2 separate regions of the Homo sapiens genome follow, and region 1 is linked to region 2. The links are chromatin contacts, found by Hi-C in ENCODE. All regions are on one chromosome and are shown on one strand. The core of a region is the stretch at or near the end of the contact, and the rest is flanking DNA. Distances in the headings are between cores, read along the strand shown. Region 1 overlaps LOC105369489 (a long non-coding RNA gene). Region 2 holds the start of LINC02550 (long intergenic non-protein coding RNA 2550).

The links. Hi-C counts contacts between places; a loop is a spot of excess contacts on that map. Pooled maps may share reads with other maps.
Region 1: a loop to region 2 is called in a pooled map, with 5 times the contacts of the local background. The contact joins the enhancer-like site here to the promoter of LINC02550 in region 2. A Hi-C loop is called at or near these places in 7 of 37 single-sample maps with no recorded cell type and 6 of 50 pooled maps.

Annotation. Positions count from the first base shown.
Region 1 is chr11:111,001,594-111,007,805 of GRCh38, forward strand. The region is part of intron 2 of LOC105369489 (a long non-coding RNA gene); the gene reads right to left. Among named protein-coding and RNA genes, the nearest start is that of LINC02550, 93 kb to the right of the region's middle. Within about 2 kb of position 3,543, at least 3 of the 41 ENCODE cell types and tissues checked have a DNase peak (open chromatin) inside an H3K27ac peak, as active enhancers do.
Region 2 is chr11:111,093,506-111,098,985 of GRCh38, forward strand. It overlaps LINC02550 (long intergenic non-protein coding RNA 2550), which reads right to left and starts at 3,813. Exons shown (of 2, transcript NR_149131.1): 1 at 3,725-3,813. LOC102723966 (a long non-coding RNA gene) reads left to right here and starts at 3,650. Exons shown (of 3, transcript XR_428993.4): 1 at 3,650-3,856; 2 at 4,730-4,811.

The DNA of each region.
Region 1 (6,212 bases), core at 2,293-4,792, 92 kb before region 2:
ACCTTGAAAGAAGGATTCAAGTGCAAGTAGTTTATTTGGGAAGTGAACCCAGGAAACACTGGCAGGGAAACCCAGTAGAGCTGGAGAAGAGAAGGCAACCATAAAGAATGTAATGTGAAGCAAGTAACTGCCGTAGTCACCTGAAGCTTCATCCTCCTAGAGGATTGTAGGAGATACTGTAAAGTAGGAGCCTCAGAGTCACCCCAGCAAGGGGCAAGAAAGTAGGAAAATTCATTTGCCATTTCCATCAGGTATTGGTTGATGGCTCTCCGAAGTAGCAAATCAGCATTTCTAGTCTTCCATGGCTGTGCACAGATTGTCTCTAGAAGTCAGAGAAAGCTCTCAGGCAAACGTGCCCCAAATTGTAAATTAGTGCTATAAGCACTGAAATGTAAGACCCAGGGGGATATGTGAAGGGTACCAGCAGTACCAGCCACAACATGCTTCCAAGGAAGGGTGCAATGATGATTTTGTCCCAGAGAATAGAAAGGAAGCACTTGGTATTTGCTGACCAGCAACACAAACTTTCTCTCCCTCATGATAACTGCTCATCCTCTGGAGCAAGTCCTAAAGTCCCCCAAATAGGCCTTCACTTCCTGCTGCTCACTTCTAGTTCCTGAGTAAAAGGATGTATCATCCAAACTGTCCAAAGCAAAAGAATCGTAAGGATACTAAGAGTGTCTTTTGAAGTTGACAATGGGCCTTCGTCCCCTTATTCTTGGCTTGTATTTCTTTATTCCAAAGCAAGGACATTTCAGCACTTTCCATAGTGAGCCAATGATCAGAATCCAGATGTGAGTAGGCTGCCTTCATTTTCTGATTGCTAACAATGGTGAGTCATATGAGGATTGGATGTGACTCAAACATGAGCCCAGTGCATGTGAATGCTTCAGTCATGCCAATGTTTCCTTTGGTGAGAATCCCTCCTAATGTCCAAGCATAGCGATATGTTTATAGTAATTGTTTTTCACTAGAATAGCAGAAAATTATGTTATGTAACTATTTACATTGATTTTCAATTACTAATTGATCCAATCCTGCTGCTATGACAACTGGCGGCACTCAGTTACCCGATGAAAACTGACTATAATCTCGTAAAGAATAAGGGCAATATTGCCAGCACTTACAATCTGCATGTAGACAGTAGGTTCTTGATGAGTCCCATTACTCATTCTTTGCTGTTTGGCACATCATAAGTGCTTAAGAATTGTATATTTGCTCCACATTTCTCTTCCTCCCTTTCTCTCCTCCCTTTTTGCCTCAGTTTATCATTAGAGGTGGAATCGGGGGTTCATAAAAGAACATTCTAGATCATGATATGTAGAAACAAGTTAAATGGGGTGGGAAACTACTAATTCCTTGAACATTAGGTGTCTAAGAAGGGATTTTTTTTTTTTTTTTTTTTTAGGTCCAGTATGTTTTCCTGATCAGGGAAAGACTCTAAATGGCAACAAGCTGGGCTAGACATAATGCCACTTCAAGCCCTGGGTAGCCATAATATTCGATATTGACCCTTGGCTTATGGAATTTTTTGTCAAGTTGATTTTCTCTTTGGGGAAACCTTCTTAATGTGATTTTATTAGGGTTAAACTGTAATAGCACAGAAAATTATTAAATACATAGCAATTATATTCAGATTCAGGTACTCAAGAGAAACTGTACAAAGTCAATCCACATTGATGACATTGTTGATTATTATTTTGTACAATTGTTCAAGAAGAGTGTGCCCATTCAGAATTGAGCCAAATAAAACAGTTGACCCTTGAACAACATACGGGTTATGGGCACTGGCCCACCAGACAGCTGAAAATCCACATATAACTTTTGACTTAACTACTACTAATTTAACTACTACTTAAATACTGCTAGCCTTCTTTTGACCAAGAGCCTTGTTGACAACATAAACAGTAGGTTAACCCATATTTAGTAGGTAGCATATCATATGTACCTACTGTCTCAAGGTGTCTTGAGACACCCTTGCTGTCTCAAGGGTGGCAGAGATGGAGGAAAATCCATGTATTGGACCTGTGTGTTCAGTCCATGTAGTTCACGGGTCAACTACAGAACATTGATTCTCAAGTGGCATGGAAGATGTGAGTGTCAGTAAAGCTGTGGGCAGGGGAACTATAGTGAGAAAACATGCCAGAATCACCTGCATAACTTTTTCAAACTACAAGTCTGCTCACAGCCTGGTGCCTGATTCAGGGAGTTCTGGTCTGGTATGTCACTGAGCAACAACCTCTGGAATAAGGATGCTGTGCATGCCTAAAGAAAGCATAGGTTCTTCTCTCTGCTTATCCCAGGGTGGAGGGGCCTCCTGTTGGCAAGAAGTGCCCTGGACATAACAGGACTGCCTTCCCAATGGGGGTATCATGTATTGCTCAGGAAGGCACAGAGCCAGTAGCCTCAATGAAGGGCAAGCCCCTCTTTGTGCAGACCCCACTGGTTATGACTCTGAGGCTCACAGAAAGTTCCACTCACTGAAACCCCACCAGAAACAATCAGTCCCAATATAGTGTGAAAGAAGAGCTTCACTTAAAAACCATCATTAAAACTTTCACTCCCACTATCACTATGTTGTTAGCACCCTCAATTAAAGCAGAGATTTCCCTCCTGGAAATCACTATGAGTCTGTTACAATCACTAGGTCCCTGATACAATGAAAATATTTTCCTTGAAAGAGGCAACATTCATCCAGAATTACCATTGGACCTATATTTCATATGAGGGATATTGCTTATAACCTCTCATTGAGTACTATGCATCCGTTATAATAATTCTTGAAAACCACTATAGGATGTTGATATTCTTATTCCTTTCTGCAGATAAGGAAACCTAGGTTCCATTAAGGTTCAGAAACTTGCCTCCAAGATGTCATAGAGCTATTAGGTGTAAGACCCATCACTCCTGTACACCAGTGTGGATTATCTCAGGCAAGCCATCATTACCTACTAGGGAGGAAGGAATGGTCATAAGAGAGATGGGGACAGCTCCAGCATTCTGTATATGGGGGTCTTCGGGATGACAATCTGGTTGGGGCAACATGGAGGTGGTTTTTTTTTTTCTTTCCAGAAAATTCTCTTGGAAGCTATGGTTACATTGCAAACTCATATTTTAAAAAAACTCAGTTGGAGTGACTTGAAGAGGAGATTGATGGAACTTGTAGGGGAGTCTAAGATCACCAACCACCCCTGAGTAATGACCTTAAGCCACCATTAGGTTTATCCAATAGCATTTGTTTAAGCAGTTTCCATGTGCCAGGCTCTATGCTGGAAACACACAGTTGGCCCTTTGCTTAAGTCACTCAAGAAAACCAGGGGGAAAGAAGTAGCACTGACAAAATTATGTCATCATTTGAAAGGTGGCAATTCAGAAATATCCAAGATTCACAGTAAGAGTAAATCCTATGGCTTTCCTTTTTATGGTTCTAATCTAAATGATCATTATCATCTCTCAGGACTAGAGATTTTATTTTTCTCACAGAGTATGTGGTCTCCAGGCACACAGCTTGCATAAATCCTGAACACATTCCTCAAGGCTTTATGATGTGTGTGTGTGTGTGTGTGTGTGTGTGTGTGTGTGTGTGTGTGTGTGTGAAAGAGAACAGAGAGAGAGAATGTTACAGGGAGGATGCATGACTCCCTGCTGTGATCTGACAACATTCAGGAAATTTAGAGTTAACATTCTTACAGTCAGCAGTCGCATAGGAGACTGGGCCTCAATCTCTGCATTCCTGGGCTGTCGTCGGCTTCACGATTTCAATGTGCCTCAGTGTCTGTTTTGTATTTAACTCTGCCCCACATATAACACCACAAGACCTGTCCGTGGTTTTGCTGTTAGAGAATGGTTAATATCTAAAGAGGGTGGGTGCCCTCACCAAGCACCCCCAGGGGAGATCTCAAGCTAGAAAGATAATGATCACTTTCATGGAGAAAACCACACAGGCACAAACACCAGAAACTGATATTTAAACCCCGAACTCATAAGGGACCCCACGTTTTCCCATTAGCTGGCTTTGTCTGTTTCTCCTCATCAGCAAACATATGCTCTCCATGGAACCAGCCCAGCCCATCTGAACCAGTTACTATTTCTGTAAGAAGTAGGAGGGGGAGGAGAAAGGGAGAAGAAATTTTACATTACCATTCTCATGCGGTGCTATAAATATTTGCCACAGAAAGCCATGAGGTCTCATTTGCATGAATGATACCACAAAAGCCAACTGTGCCTCTGTGAACTAAGGCCTCTCTCACTCTGTCCTGAGTGCACTGCTTAAATATTGGGGTGGGCTCTTTGATTAGAGAGATCTTAGTTTGACTCCCAGCTCTGCAACATAACATTGTATGACCTTGAGAAACGTAATTGACTTCCATTTCCCAATTTCAACTATCCCATTCTCTCACTACCGTCTTCTACCTGCCAATTCCCTGCCACCACCAGTAGTTCAACAACACTTTGACTCCTACCAAGATCTTGTTTTATTGATCTATACAAGTGTTTCACCATCCCTTACCTCTTGCATGGCCTCCTTTTATTCATTATTCATTTAAAAACGCCACGGCCATTCAGTAATTCTTGAGTGTATTTTTAATTTCCTTGTCCCTCTCCTTTGGCATATTTGCTTGGCTAAATGAGAAACCTAGTTACATCCACCTCTTTGCCTCTTCCTCACCTGAGCCTGTAGCGTTGGACATGTTTGGAGAAAAACACATAATCTTACTGACTAGTCTCATTAAGTTTATGACTACCATCTTCAGCTGTGCCTTCTGCTGCCTGGCAACCACTCTGCCTCCCTAGCCAGTTCACTGTCTCATTTTCCTAGCTGAGGATCTCATACGTCCTCTGTTCTCTTAAACCCCCTACCCCCACTCTCCCTCTCAATTACTGGCTTTGCTTCCTGCTTTCCCGAGAAAAATGAAGAGAGAATTTCCACAAACTCCCACTTCCGCCTCTACCCATCTCCCTATATCTCATTTCTGTTAATGTGGATGAACACACTCTGCTCTCAGCTGAGCAAACCTTGCCACTTCTTTCTCTCGTGCATCATAGGATTTTTTTTTTCTGTATTCAAACTGTTCCCATACTAGCATGCTGTTATTCCGTTTTACTAAAAATCTTTCTTTTGACTCCACTTTCCTCTGTAGCTATAGCCCCCATTTCTCCCTTTCCCTTTATAGCAAAACTCTTTGAAAGAGCAATCTATACAATAGTTACTGTCTCTAGATTCTCCCAACTCTTTCTTGAACACATTCAAATCAGGGTTTTGCTCCAGTGAAAGCATTCTTATTAAGACCACCAATAACTTCCATGTTTCTAAATGTAATGCTATGCACTCGGTAGATATTCTTGAATGATGAATGAATCACTCTAAACCTCATTTTCTTCATATGTAAAATGACATAATAATATCTACTTTTGATATTTGTTGTGGTGACTGATGTACTATAGGCAAAGAATTTCAGAGTAAGTGCTAAATTATATATTAAGCAAAAGACGTTTGCTACATTTTGAGAGGAAATATTTACCTGCAAAGACTCTGCAGCTTCTTTCAATGCTGAACCTTCAGTGAAAGGTGTTGCCCACACCAGTAACCACCCCTTGCTCTTATGAAAAGATTTCCTCCCATTCCTCTAAAGATGGCAACTTTCATTTTCCTAAATTGGATATTAAACTTTGATATGTTGGAAGATGTGAATGTATGTTGTTTGCTGATGAAATTGTGGGGCTTCCTTCCAGTGAGGGGAAGGGCGAGACATCTGGGTTGAAGAGACATCAGCACACTGAGTTTGTTCATTAAGTAGGACCTCCAATATATATGCAACCATTTGAAAATAATTGAAATCTGTTGGGGAAGAGAGAAAGAGAGAGGCATGCAAGGATAGATGGCTGATAACTGAGCACTGCACCTATTTGGTTGAAGACAGTAAAAGGACGGAATGGTCCAGCCAAACTCATTGGCAAGTAGGTGAGCCAGGGGAAGGACTCTAGATTAAACATTTCTCTCCAAGACTCCCATCATACCCTGCTGGAGGGAATATGCATTCCTAAAACTTTTGGGGCCAATTTGACAACATGTTTTTAAAAAGTTTGAAACACGCATGTTCTTTGATCTAGTCATTCAATTTCTAGGAATTTATTCTAAGGAAATAATTATAGATAAGCACAGAGGTTTAGTTACAAGACAGTTTGCTACAACATGGCCCATACTATGGTTT
Region 2 (5,480 bases), core at 2,563-5,062:
CCCAGAATGAGTTAATGACTAGAGAAAGGACTCATAATTTAGAATTAAAACTGAAAACTGAAACAGAGATTCATGCAAATGTAACCTTTCCATCTCATCTGTGTGTATCAAATGTCACTGTCATTTAATTTTCTAATAAACTGCAGACATATACGTGTTTAAATGCAAAGTTTAATGAAGTCGATAAAATACGAGCATAAAACAGTAGAATGTAAACTCCTTTCCTGTCCTTTACTGCCTAATTGAGAGATAAATGTCATTTACCTCAAGATAATATTTTCACAAAAGCACTTAGAAGAGTTTCAGCTCAGTATTCCAAAAGGATCACTGTTGGCCACTATTGTTTATGATTATAATAGTAAAATTTAAAATATACATATATATAGACAGAAACCTCCATATCATTGCTGCTGATTAAAGATTAAGTGTGCGTGTCATAGAATAAGAAAACTGAGAAGAACTTAGCCCTGGTCCAACTGCCTCATCTACACTTAAGAAAAAATACCTGAATAATTGAGGAAAGTTATTTTGCAAAGGGCATGCAACAAATTAGTGGCAGAACAGAAGTAAATCTCAGATCTCCTGATTCCCACCCCAGGGTCATTCTCCTGCAACAGGCTGTTTCCTTACCTATTCGTGGCTATCTCATTATACAGGGGTCCCAGGTTGTCAAGACAAGCAGCTCTGAATAGACTGTTATGAATACATTTACGTCTCACCCCCAACTATGTTTTTAATCAACTAGAACTTAGTTCTAGATTAGTATAAATATACATTCTTTGGTCCATTCTTTTGAAATAATATTGAACTTTACTAAGTTACTTACCGTTTTATCTCACATATTTTATCATTTTCTTCTGTATTTATTTCTCCTTGAATCAGAGAACTTCCCACAAGCATGTTTTCAAAGAGGATCTTCATGTAGTAAGCCTGAGGTCATGTATACCTGAGAATATCTTTATTACATCCTAATACTTATAATAGTTTACATGAATATATCAGAAATATAATTTTTTTTAGCTGGACAACTCCATTATCTTGCATCCAGTGTTGTCATTGAGAAGTCTAATGTCAGCATGATTCTTATTCTTTTTTTATTATTATACTTTAAGTTCTAGGGTACATGTGCACAACATTTGTTTGTTACATATGTATGCCTGTGCCATGTTGGTGTGCTACACCCATTAACTTGTCATTTACATTAGGTATATCTCCTAATGCTATCCACCATGGAATACTATGCAGCCTTAAAAAAGGATGAGTTCATGTCCTTTGTAGGGACATGGATGAAGCTGGAAACCATCATTCTGATTCTTATTCTTTTTTAAGTGATATGATACTTCCCGGTGGAAACTAGAATTTTCTGTTTGCTTTTTATGTACTTAATGTCTATAATGTTTCAGGTGTTCTAACCTGTTCGGCACCCAATGATTTCTCTCAACCTGAAATTCAAGCAAATTTTTGTTTATGCTTTTTCCAAATATTTCTTTTCTTCCAGTTATTTATTTTTTTTCCTTTCTACGGGCACCTTTGATTTGCATGGTGTCACTTCCATTCTATCCTCCATATCACTTGTTTTCTCTTTTATATTTCTAATATTTTTATTACATCTTGATGCTTTTTGAAGGAGTTTCTTAACCTGATCTTATAGCAAACTAATTGTTCAGCCATATTGTAATACATTCATTTATGGAGTTCTTATTTCAACAGCCATATTTTCCTTGCCCAATTTTGCCACTTGATTCTGCTTTTTTAATTCAATCAACAATATTCTTCTATATCTTTTTGAAAATATAAATTAGTAGTGAATGCTTGACTTATTAAGGCCATGAATTTCATTGCATGTGGTATAGCTTATTCACTTGGCAGTCTTTCTTAAAATTATTATTATTATGGTAACAACACTTAACATGAGATGTACTATCTTAACCAATCTTTAAGTGTATAAATACAATACTGTTGACCCTAGGTACAATGCTGATCAGCAGATCTCCAGAACTTACTCATCTTACATAATTGAAACTGAAACTATATACCTGTTGATTAGTAACTTCCCATTTCCCACTCCCACCACAACCTGGCAATCACCATTCCACTCTCTGATTCTACATGTTTGGCTGTTTTAGATACTTCATATAAGTGGAATCATGCAGTATTTGTTCTTCTATGACTGGCTTATTTTATTTAGCATAACATCTTCAAGGTTCATCCATGTGGCGTATTTCAGGATTTGGGTTTTTTTTTTAAGGCTGAATAATATTAGCTTTTTTTTTTTAAGGCTGGACAATAATTTTAAAAGATGTATGTCTATCCATACCTTTTTTGTAGTGTTTCCTGTGGGCTCATATTTCCCTGGTTGGTAATATGAAATGGGAGACACAGCCAAACTCTCATCCCTGGTTATCGTGCCTCTCCTAATATGCTTAAACAAGAAGGGGGCATGCCCCAAAGTGGAAGACCCTGGCTCTACAGCCTGACTCTGCCCATCATTATGTGCACAGCTCCTGCTCCCTGTCCCCAGTGTGAGGTTCCTCTGTTGATTTTAATTTACTAGCCCTCTAATGGGAAGTGGGGTGGAGTGATAAAATACCCAATACCACCACCAATTTGCTGTCTAACGGTTCCTCACCACAGTGAGCACCAGCATGGCCCTGAGGTTGCTGTGGATCCTGGCTGCACTGGGATAGAACTGATGGGGATTTGGGTTTGTTGTTGTTGTTGTTGTTTGTTTGCTTGTTTTTTGAGACGGAGTCTCGCTCTATCACCCAGGCTGGAGTGCAATGGCACGATCTCGGCTCACTGCAGCCTCCACCTTCTGGGTTCAAGCGATTCTCCTGCCTCAGCCTCCGGAGTAGCTGGGATTACAGGCATGCCACCATGCCCAGCTAATTTTTGTATTTTTAGTAGAGACAGGGTTTCGCCACGTTGGCCAGGCTGGTCTTGAACTCCTGACCTCAGGTGATCTGCCCACCCTGGCCTCCCATAGTGCTGGGATTACAGGTGTGAGCCCCCAGGCCCAGCCGGGATTTTTGGTTTTAATGTTTGTTTTTGTTTGGCTTTCTAGAAAAAATCCACTGGTGGAGGGACAAGCATAGGTCCTCAAATAATAGACTGGAAATGGAAAGAAAACCTAGCTCTATAACTCCTCCACTTTATCCTCAGATCCTGGTGCCTCTCCTACCACAGCTACTGTTTTCTCCCATATAAGGATACAGGCACTTTCTCTCTCCCCAGAGCCATCCCAATTTTTAATGTTAAATGCTCAAATCTATACACTTTCTTGTCCCTTCTATGGCATTTCTGCAATTGAGTTTGGGAGAAAGAATTAGAAGTAAACGTTTTTATATCTTTTTTTTTTTTTTTTTTTTTTTTACTTTAAGTGATTTCCTACAAAACGTATGCCATGTTTCCTGAATATGAACTTGGTTCCAAATTTTCTGAGTATTTTTAATTGCATCTGATATGACTTTTGTCTTTAAAAGCTCACATTTTTTTACTTCCATGTCTTTCCTGATGTTTGGCAAATTGCTATTTAACATTTTCTGTTATCTTAAAGTTTATTGTGTTTCAAAAGAGATGTCTAAACGTTGCAGAACTTTCTCCTTAGTTCAGCTAAAACCGGGCTCTTGTCACATGACCAGGAAAGATTAGGCTCGCGGACACACACAGAAGGGTGAGGAAAACGGAATTTACTGGGGGAAAAGGAAAAAGAAAAAACTCTCACCAAAGCAAGAGTCCTGCTAGCAGGTTTCCCGCCTCACAGATTGAAGCCCAGGTCGCCACACAGGAACAGGCTCCTCCCCGCTGCAAATGGCGTGAACTTCTGGAGGCCCCACCCCGTTCTCCCAGTGCAAAGGTGGGCGTTATTCAGAAAGAAACAGTCCGGAAGGGGCGGGCTTCATCCGGGACCAGAAGTCCGGTTTTTCAGCCTTCAGGCTGTTTTAGGCTTGAAGGCAGGGTTTCGCTGGGGACCCTTGGCTGCCTCCTGCCTCTGTCATAAGCATAAACCATAGATTTGGAGGAATGCATGATGAGTCAGAAAAGCCTTCCCATTCTGGGATCTAGTTGAGATTCTCTGTTGGGCTAGGAAGAGAGGGTCTGAGAGAAACAAAATTCCTGTAGAACTTGTGGGTCCCTTGCAAAAAGAAGCTTGGTGAAGAAATGCTAAACTCTCAAACAGAACTGATGAATATAAGAGGGGAACTCAGATCCCTGGGAGACACAGACTTCGGAGGTGAAAGTCTGGGTGTTGTGTCAGCAAAGACTGGCCCATAGCTGCCTCACAGAGTGTCCCTCGCTCTGGTGGAGTCTGAGAGCCACTGAGAAATCCTGGGCAGCCAAGATTGCCATGGAAATTGTCAGGGTCCTAGGTGGTCCCACAGAGTGCCTGGTGGCCTGGTGGCTTGACATGGACTGAGAGTTGCAGGTTCAATTCTTTGGAACCAGAAGGGTCGTAGAAGAAATGAGGAAATTCTAGGAACCTAAAAAACTGTTTTCAGTTAGAAACATGTGACAATTAGCAACCATAATAGACTAATTACAGACAATGGAATGTGAATGAGGATTACTCACAAATGTTGGTCTCTATAAAAGACAAGCCTTGGTACAGCATCACACTCCCATCCCCCGATTCTGGGGAGAAAGACAGGGCATCCCAAATCAACTGAAACTAAGCACTACAGTTTCAGTGGTATGAAGACTCACAATATAATTTTTTTTTCTGTTCTAGAAACTCACATTTCTTCTATCTCATTACCTGTGGTCAGAAATTACCTCATGTGGCTTCAACAGGGCATTCTGTACTAACCATGGTAAGCAATCTGCTCAGTCCCCAAAGCATAGGTTCATGTCTGCCACAAATAGAAAGCCCTTCCTTACACCTCACACAACTTCATCTTCTAATGCCTGAGTGTTGCAAGGGAGCTGGTAGCAGTCTCCCCTTCACTTGAATCCTAATGTAACCATGATTGAACAATCTGGACCATGTGAAAACTCTGCATTTATTTCTGTATAATCACCCATGTAACTATACTGGTCTTCTATATTATACCAAAATGAGAAGAACAAGTCTTGTTAAAAGATATAATTCAGTACAGAATCTAAAACCACCACAGAGTGATGCCTGTCAGTTTGACAAAGCATTTAAGCCCTTACTGGGTTTAATGGCAGGCAATGGCAAATCTCTTAAGGTTTGTAGCAGTGGCTGTCAAGGTGCACATGTTTTTGCATGTAAAGGTCATTTTATTTCTACCTTAACTATTATATAATAATTAACATTTTGTCACTTCCTTTATTTGACATTTTGCATATACTTTACATACATTAATTCATTTAACCTTTACAAAAATCTGTGAGCTAAGGACTATTATCTCCATTGACAACTCAGGAATCTAATGGCAATGAGCTCAAGGCAACAGAGGTATTGATGACCAACCCAGGTCTACAGGCTTCCAAAGCCTATTCTTAACCATTAAGCTATT